2 separate regions of the Homo sapiens genome follow, and region 2 is linked to region 1. A link is an interaction called in ENCODE POLR2A ChIA-PET data of the cell type or tissue named here. Cell type or tissue: A673. All regions are shown on one strand.

Region 1 (5,000 bases):
ACCATCAGGGTGTCTTAACCACAAACTATTCTCCGCTAGGTCCAGGCTCGTTGGTGCAAAGGGAAAACAACGGTGTCTCTCAACAGTTCACTGCTTGCTCACTCTGCATCAAATTAAAGATGAGATCATAAAAAAACATCTCCGGGTGCGCGTAACGCAGTCTCAGCCCTCTGGAGGCCAGTGGGTTCTTTGTGCACAAGTCTCTCCGCGCCTGGCTGCCCAAGTCAGTTCCCGGAGCGCGACCAGGGTGCCACGGCCTCCGTCCCGAGGTAGGGTGGGTGGGCGAGCGCAGCCTGATGCTCTTTTGCTCCGGGTTTCTGCCCCCGGGCGGACGGTGTAGACTCTGTAGCGAGCGGAGAGCGAAGGTGCAAAGTTAAGCGAACACGAGCGCCAGGAGGAGACTGGAGCGCGCGAGAGGCAAACGTGCGCCCTCTGCCTGCTGCCGCGGATCTGCTGGCACTGGGAGAGCACGGCGTACTCCTTGCCACCTGGACCCTCCTTACCTGGGCGTCAGTAAGACGCCAGAGAGTCCATGCGCCTTGGACGGGCCTGGCAGGTCCTGACCTGAGGAATAGACTTTAATTCAGGATCTACGATCGCCCTGCCGCCTTTCGCATTGCTGTCAGCTAGGCTTTTCAGTTTGATGTCTGGAAGTGGCGTGTCTCTTTTCCATCCATTTTCATGGGTTCACCAGGTGACAGCCAGGGGAAGGAGATATTCTGCAAGGTTCGCTGCCGGATTGAGAAAGCATCTCTTACTGGGTGCGCTTGGTTGAGACTCACAGGAGTTGCCTCATACGCCCTGTTGTGCAGCTTGCTGATTTCTAACCCTATCCCTTTACTATTTCTTCATCTTTTGGGCATTCAACTCTTTTGGTGTCGCTAGACTAAAATGAAGAATATCTTTTTTTTTTTTTAGAAAAATTTTCTTTAAAACTACCTGCTAGTGCCACCTTTAGGCCCCTAGTAATTGCTGAGGGGATGTCAGTAAACTTTTCCCCTGTGCATATTCAAAAGTTGTCTGTGTTCTCCCAAAGCCCGTGTTTGACTGACACCATTTTATTAAAACAGGATTTTTCCTCTTCCAATATTGGGAGTAAACATGGAATGGGCAAGAGAGGGTTTTTGGGAGCTGTGCTATCGAGATAGCTTGGTGGGTGGATGATCCTGATGTTTCTGTGGCTGTGTTAGAACTTCAGTCTTTTTCATAAAAGATGATTTTGTTAAATCCTGTAGACTTCAAGACTAATATATCCTCAGTGCCGTGTTCAACACTGAGAAAATAATTGCTCAGTGCTCTGCTGGCAAATAGATTTTTCCCTTACATTATCATTCACGACTTACTGAACCTCATTTAATCGTTAAAGCAGCCCTAAAATAGGTAACATAATGTTTCCCATTGTTACAACTGAGGAAACTGAGAAAATGGATCATAATAAAGCGGTAACTAAGCCAAGCCCTCTCTCGTCTTTGTCTTTTGATTTTAACCTCATATGTTTTCTCCTAGACACAAATGACTATGAACTAGGGAGGCATCATTGTCAGGAAAAGCACTAGCTTCTCAACCTTAATCCCAGTGACTGTACTAATTTGTCTTCTGACTTTGCAAGGATAATTTAGAAACATTCAGAAATTTGTAGTGAAAAATTGAAGAAAACCATATAAATGAGGGTACTTTGGAACTGTAGTTACACTCATAAGTTATGATTATCTGCGTGTGGGGGGGACCCACTAAGAAACTAAGTTAAAGGAATTTGTTGTGGACAGAAGAGTAGATGAAAATATCTGTGATGACTTTTCTTCACACGTTCTTACCTCTGTGTTCCTTTCCTGACACTCAAACACTCCTTTCATCACCCTGGAAAGAAGATTTTGTCAGGAATTCCATACATACAGATAGTGAGGAAATTGTACAATATAACCAGAGTGTGATTATTTAGGGTTATGTGTAATAAAAATGAAGTGTGAATTAACAATTGGAATTATCTTAAAGGTCAGTAATAGGAGAAAATAGAACATGGTCCAAAAAGTAGACTTTAGTCTCTGTGGAAATTTCCCCCCGTTTAAAATATAATTTTTAAATTGCTTAAGATGAGAAAATAAATTTTAGTGATTTAGCTCTTCTTTCATAAAAGCACTTGTATTCTATTTAACTCCTGCCATTGAGAAAAGGTAGCTAAAACAGGCTTTTGAAAGGTAGCAAATTAAGTTGGGGGCAATTATATTTTTCATGTGGGTATTTTAGCACATATGTTTTGCATTAATTGCTGCAATAAATTCTGTTAACCTGGCAAAGAGCAAAAATAGCATATTGATGACATCAGGCTTCCAAAGCAGAAAGCAGCTTTTAGTATCTTGCTGTCTTCACTGTAACATTAAAAAAAAAAAAAAAAAAAAAACTAATGTGGTGGTTAACCAAAGAGTTAGCCATTCTTTCAAGCTATTGGCATATTTTCCATGAACAAAGTGAAGAATTAGCAACAAACTTTTTCCCCCTTACTTCCAGAGAATTCATGTCAATTACTCATTTTCCTGTTATTTGATTTTTTATATTCATATTTGTTACTCATTTTCCTATTATTTGATTTTTTTATATTTATATTTGGGTTTTCAGAACTCTCTCAAATCAAGGCAAATGTAAACTGACTTTAAAGGCTCCAAACTGAGCTGTCTTCCCTTTTAAGACAAACATCTTGACTGATTACATAGCAGGGCCTCAAAAGGGACTTAAGCAAATAGAGAATTGTGGGTTAATTTTATTACTGAGAAGTTTAGTTGGTCAATATCAAAACTGTTTCTTCTCGATTTTTAATACATTCATTTTGAGAAGGTTAATATAGGTTTTTTCAATTAATAGTTAAGAAAAATAGATGAATAAGATCTAAAGGTCCAGTAAGTGTAAACTGCCTCATGTAAGACTTTAAAATTTTACTTTTTGCCTATGATAAAGTTGATTGATTTCCAATCAACAGGAAATTGTAACATTTCCTATCTACCTCAGACTGACTAAGGGGAACACAGAGCAGCTTGTTAGCAGTTAACATGTATTTATTTCCTGATTTTCAAACGCAATTTAGCAATTAATAAAACTGTATAGCTTTTAAAGGGATATATTCTTTCATTGCATCTGATGGCAGTCTTCACACTGAGGGAAAGTCTGGGAAGCTAATTTGCAATGTCTTCCATGTGGATTATCTAACTAATCCTCTGGGTAAGCAAAACACCACTCACAGGAAAAGTCTATTTGCAGCACTGTGTGGTGTGTTATATCACCAACAGTATTGTCCTCTTACAAAACTGAGCTATTCCCAAACTGTAAGCAAAATTTAATGAATAAATATATACCTTTTGACCTCATTATGGCATAATTTTTTTTTGAATTACAAACAGGTGATGTGAAAAAAACAAAAACAACCATTGATTTATTTGTCACTATCTAATCTTGTTCATTTTCCCCAATTGTCCTCTAATCATCTATAATATTCAAAGGTGGCAAAAAGGCTAGAGTTATATACAAACTGAGATTTCTTTCCCCCTTGAATAAGTCACAGCTGATCATGGTAGATTTTGCTTTTTTTACAGAATAAAAGAACTGACAGCATCATAGAAAACTAGAACTAGAATTAAGTCAGATTGTTACTCTTTTATGAAATCTATAAACACCACCAAATCTAGTAACTGCCAAATATTGGAAATATTTTCAAAGATGCAGTATAAAAGGACATAGTATTTTTCTCTTGGTTTACTTTTACTATCTGGTTTACTATAGATAATTTAATACTCATTTACATTCGATAACTCAAAAAGATAAACTTAGAGGTTTTATTATAGTGTTCTTGACACTTCTGATCTAAATTATGATTTGATTGTCCTTGTTCTCTGAAAAAGAAATTTCCATGTGTAATTATATGTATTTCATCTGGCTAAACTAGTTAATCCATGCTTAACAATGGTTTTTTTCTATATTTTCAGATACAAGTGATTTTCTTTGACATTTGTACATTGCATAAAGAAAATTTTTCTTATCTTTCAAAGTGATGTTCCAAATCATACTAAATGTTTTAATATTCCCACAAGAAAAATAAAATGAGAGGAAGAAAACTAAAAAGATATAAAATTAGTAATATTCCTTTAAATTTTTCTTTCCAAAGGTGATCCTTTGGAAATTAACTAAGCATGTTTTATTTTATGTTTGGCCAGGTGTGTAGTAGGTTTACTACCCTAACCCTATTAGTGAAAACTTTGGAACTCTAAATGTAATGACAAAGGCACAACTTTAAGAATCATTAAAATGAGTCAAGAAAAGGGTTGATATATAACTAATTGCCTGTTACATAATGACTCATCTTTCATATTATAATAATTTATTGTCTGTTTATTTACCAAACAGTACTTATCTGAGGATTAGTTACCCACTAGATTTTGAAAAAAAATATCTGCTAGGGAGTGGAATGCTCTGTGCTCTTGAAGATGTCAAATTCAATGGGATAAATGAATCTAAAATAAATACTTATATAAAAATTGTTATAACATAGATATGAAAATTATGAAAATATGATATGAATCTTTAGTGGAGGGTGCAATTTAAGTCCCAGAACAGAGTCCCTGAGAGACAGGGAGAATTTTTTTAAGGTAAAAGATAATAATAAATTCATAAAAACAAGGACTAGGAGATTAGAAGCTTTGCTTAAGTTCATGTGGTGGGGATAATTTTAACCCAGATTTATTTTTAACTGCATGTAACTTTAAAAATAATTTAAATGAATATATAACAAAGACACACTTTTAAGCATGTCCAAAATAACTAAATATTCAGAAATAGTTCTTGTTAAGCACATACCGAAGCTAACATAAATTCTTTACATTACATGTGAGTGCATGTGAATATATTGGAAACACATGTGACTGAATATCAAAATAGAACCATCTCCATATAAAAACTTCTGTAGGTGCTATTCCTATTATGACTACACTACCCAAAAATATCTCATTGGTCTTTAT
Region 2 (5,000 bases), 530 kb before region 1:
GTCCAGAACCTGCTGCTCCTTGACCTCAGCTTCCTCCCTGCTTGCACAGCCTCCCTTGGAATTTCTTGTGATGTCAAATCACAAAGCTACATGAAGTGGCTAGACCCCAGGAGCAGAGAGGAAATTTTATTTTTAGATTCCTTTTCTGTGACTCTAGTAAAATAATATGAAGTTCTTTTATGGCTCTATCTAAGAGTTTTAATAAATCTGTTGCATTTCAAAGCATGAAAGGGTGATAACAAAAAAATTCTCTCTTGACTGCTTCTAGCCACGAGGTCATCTTCAGAATATCTGTAGAGTCCCAGTGACATGGTGTCAACTGGTGTTCACTGCTGGAAGTTATAGGAAATTTCACCCCACCCAGTGTATACCTATCTCCAGATGTGTTACATAAAAACATTTCATACAATGGAAATTTTTTTCATAGAAAATAACATACTTTATAATTTGGTGGTCTTACAGCATTTGATATGATTTAAAAAAATGCTTTCTTCACATGTTCCTCACTATTAAAATTTTTATTGAACACTTTGATAAACCTGTTTTAGTTAAAATTAAATTTAGAAATGGTGATAATATAATTATCAACATCATCAAAATTTTTAGTATTACTAACAAATGGTCCACATAGTAACAAACAGAAATACCTTTCCTTTTATATTTTCTCATCCTTTGTTTTTTTCATGCTGTTTAGATTTTATGTGTCAGGAAGGCTCACATATATGCTTAGATTTTTTAATCAGACTGGCCAGAATTATGTATTTGGAAATAAGAGGCACAAATTGTGAGTGATATAAAATAGGGTCTATTGGGAATGAAGTGGGTATTAATCATATATTCATTTAGTGATTTAATAAATTTTAATTGTATGCCTGCTATACACCAGGTGCTCTTCTTGGAACCAAGAGTTCAGTGATGATTTTCCAAATGCATCATTTATATTTTTATATAAATCATTATATTTTTACATAAAATATACAGTTTTACATAAACCTATCTAATAAATAACTTTTAATTATTTAGCCTTATTTATAAAATCAAAAGTACCTTTAAGTGGATACGATTTACCAGGCTTTGTATTAGAAAAAGCAGAGAATATCAATACCAGGCAGCCATCTCTGCCTTCTGTAAACATAGACTCTAACAGGAGGAATAAAGCAGTTAACTTAATACACGTAATATAATGAAAAATATGCCTTGAAATGAAAGTAAAAATTGAATGCAACAAGATTCAGGAGGAGTCACATCAGACTCAAGAAAACGGGAAGGCTTTGGACAACGGCAAAAGCTCAGAATGAGAGAAACCATGAGCACTTTTGCAGGAATAGTCCACTTTGTCTGAAGTAGGAGATGTGTGTGCATGATCATGGAAAATTCACTTAGAAAGGCTACAGATGATCCCATTGTGATATGACACAAAGGCCAGGTTAATTAGTTTATGGTATGCCATTAGTCAATGGCCAGGAGTAGAAGCATTCTGAAAAAGCAAATGTCTTGATCAAAGTACTGTTTTAAAAAATAAGTCTAGTAGGTAAAATATTGGGACAGAAAGAAAATGAAGGCAGAGAGAACTAGTTGGGACGTTCTTGTAATTATAATTCCAAAACTTCCTGTCTGAGTAATTGCCAGATCAGATTGTGGGAGAAAGAAAATGAGCACATGAAACACTCTTGACTGCCCCAAAGAGCCATATCAATTAGGTTTCAATCTGGAAGGCTCATCACTTCTTCAGGGAAAACAACAACAATAAGAAAATACAGGGGGGAAATAAACGCAGAAACAAAAATAATATCTACTTGTAAGAGTGATGAGTGAGTGAAGAGGAAGATAAGAAATTAGTAAGGATGAGAAGTGAGAAAAAAAAAATAACTCCAGAATTTGGCAAAATCTCAGTAGTCGACATGTTATACCACTCCCTTCTTGAAATACCCCTTTTTTGGATTTTGTCTGTTTTATTGTCAGTATCTCTTAATCTTATCCCTTTCCACCCCTTCCTCCAATATATTATGTTGGGAATTCTTTTGTGCATAGAAAAACATTTAAGTTACAGTTGTAATTTGTGCCATTTGATTCTGTAATCTTAGGTAGTCGGCATCGAACTCCAATTTTCCGACACACTATTCTTCAAACTAATGAATAGTTTTAATTAATTTATTTATTATTAAACAATGGAGTTAAGGGGACAAGTATCTCAATTTTTTTCCAGTGACAAGCTTTCTTTTCGGCTCACATAATTATGTAAGAGTAATATTAACTTTTGCCTTAACACTATTTTTCAACGACTCCTGTGCATTTTTTATAATTGTTATCCATGTCAACAAGGAAGAAAAACTCCCCTCTATTGTGATGTAACAGCAAAAGTAGGACCACAGATGTCAATTAAAATACTAAGGCTAGCAATGAATCTTCAGTATTTTTATATACATATGGCCTTTCCCTCTAAGAGAAGCGTTGCAATTCTTTTAATCATTATATTCCACTCTAGGCAGTAAACCCAGATTGAACTGGGTTTTACTGACAAAATTGTACAGTTCACACAAAACGGATTTTCAAAGTGGCATTTCAACAAGCTGAATTCACCATTTTTAATAGATAAAGGCACTAGGGCTGTAACTCTCATCTTTAAGAATAAAGGCTACTTTCCAGTACAACTGTTCTTTATTTTAATTTGTGCCTGAGATGCTTTGTGAAACACAAGGTCATTTAAAATTAGGGATAAGGCATTTTTTTTCCATCATTTCCATTTCATCATATGCAATTTTTGATCACAATGTAGCTTGCGTAAAACTGCAAATCCTTCAAATTATGGGGTTTGTTTCCAGCCCGCTGAGAGGGAAATTAGATATAGAACTTCTGTCTCCTGTTAATGTTAATGGGAATTGCATGTCTAATTCCCTTAGAAGCCCAGAACAAATGTATGCTTATGAGTCAGCATTACTGGGTTTTCAGGGCCTTTACCCTTTAAAAGTGTCATTAGTTTGAATAATAGCCAATCCCTCTGGTTACTCCAAACACAGCCCCAGCTACTGTAGTTGGAATCTCTAAGACTTCAGCTCTCACAAATAGCCTGAACTACTCTCAAATCTGAACACTCCCATATGTTAGCCACTTTTGTCCATTTGGAATAAAATTCAAACTCCCAAATTATTCAGTTTTTATGTTTGTATCTTAAACTTTTATATTGTGAGGGTAATACTTCTTAGGCAGTAAGATTATTTTTTATGATTCATTTTTAAAAAGTGCTTTTTTTCATTTGACTCCTCAGAAATGTATTCACTTTTGCTGTGCATTTTCTCTGATTACACTATTAAAAAATATTACCCCTTACAGGCAAAATTATTTAAAACAATTCTGTGTATTGCGCTTTGTTCCTGAAGTTTTTGTTCTCAGTAATATTATAGTGATATTCATTGCTGAGTAATCAATTATATTGCATTACATCATAAGTAGAGAAGGGCATCTTTTTGTAAAAGTAAGATGATGTCAATGAGGTTTTCAAAATCAAGAAGAATTTCAGAAACACCTCATTGATATTTTTTGTTTGAATGAAAGATTCTATTTTTTTAATCTTGCTGAATGGAAATAATTGAAGAATATTTTAAAAGAAAGGGCAATGATACAGAAACTTGACCAACTGTTATGACTGTCATCATGAGCCAGCTCTTTCCTATAATCTTGTTACTCACAGTGTGTCCTCACCTGGAAACATTTTAGAAATTCAAAATCTCCTTCCTGTCCCAGTCCTTTTGAATCTGCATATTCATACATTTCATAGATGAATTTTCTACTTACTGAGTTTGGAGAGCACTGCTCCCTAATACTTAAACAAACTCTAAGCATTTAGAATTAGTATGCTTTTGAAACCAGAATTTTTTTTTCATAATATTCCGTCTTATATAGAAACCAGTGACCATTCATTAAGTTGTAGACATTTGCTTTTTCTGTTAAATTTTTTCCTTACAACATAAAAAGAGCTCCTATAAAGCAATCAAAGACTTGAACAGTGTATGTGTTCTGGAAACATAAATGAGCACATTTGTCTCACCAGATAATCATTTATTTAATTTATTGGTTCTTAAAGTAAAGATGCATGAGAATAACCATTGAGTTTATAAAATGCAGAGTCTTGGGACACCATCCCCATTCCAATCCCCATCCCCATCCTCCACCATCCATCTCCCATCCCCAGCTGTCTCTATTATATTAGTCTAGTTGGCATCTAGAATCTGTGTTTTTTAAAATCACCCCAGATGATGTGAGATTTCCCTTGAAAACACTTTGAGACAAATGATCTAATTCTTTTTATATGCCAAATGTGTTCTTTTCATTCCTGAGCTGTATGGCATAGTTCTAAGTTACCACAATTTTGCATTTTGTAGTTCAGGCAAAAAATGTGGGTAAATAGTTAGAAATAACACCACTGAGCCTTGAAACTTTTCATTTACCTGTTAATGAAAATATCAAAGTCTCTATGTGACTAGGAGTAATTGTATAATATGATTTCAAAAAGGTATAGCCAAAATTTTGTTTTCAGCCATAGCTCATTGAGGGTATTAATTTTGCCATTTTTTAAAATGTAAGGTGCCATAATTTGAATATTTAAGAAATAATTATGCTGACTTTTAAAATTGTGCCATCAAAATAAGGACTAAAATTAATATAATGTTTGAATATTTGAATTCTTGAATAAATAACAGTTCAGTGACTAAAGTGTTGTCAATCTCTCTGTGTCTAGGGATTTTTTCAACCATTTCAGAGTTTAATATTGTAAAGATTTTATTTATTCAGAAATAATTAATGGAGATATGAAAATGAATATATTGTTCAGGGGAAGTCTACAGATAAACACACACATGCCAAAGTCCAATATTTCAAAGAGAGTATAAATGAAAATGAGAAGATGAAGAAGTAGTTTTCAGATGCATTTGAAGAGAAGCGAACAGAGAAATAGGAAGAAAACAGGAAAACACGTTTGAAATTAAATTAATTTCAGCCACAAA

The links. Peaks named below come from ENCODE experiments on the same cell type or tissue, not always from the same donor. Only the 100,000 strongest peaks of a DNase experiment are listed, where the experiment ranks them.
Region 2: POLR2A ChIA-PET joins it to region 1 with 13 read pairs; 1 of 35 experiments calls an interaction of 5 or more read pairs at or near these places.

Annotation. Positions count from the first base shown.
Region 1 is chr3:89,114,344-89,119,343 of GRCh38, forward strand. The region is part of intron 1 of EPHA3 (EPH receptor A3); the gene reads left to right. Among named protein-coding and RNA genes, the nearest start is that of EPHA3, 9.2 kb to the left of the region's middle. RefSeq lists a silencer at 341-450. In A673, CTCF peaks have their summits at 426 and 632; DNase peaks (open chromatin) are centred at 98 and 338; H3K4me3 peaks cover 602 bases; H3K27ac peaks cover 2,051 bases.
Region 2 is chr3:88,586,408-88,591,407 of GRCh38, forward strand. No RefSeq gene overlaps it. Among named protein-coding and RNA genes, the nearest start is that of CSNK2A2IP, 250 kb to the left of the region's middle. In A673, no CTCF peak of the experiment used is centred here; a DNase peak (open chromatin) is centred at 2,914; H3K27ac peaks cover 1,831 bases.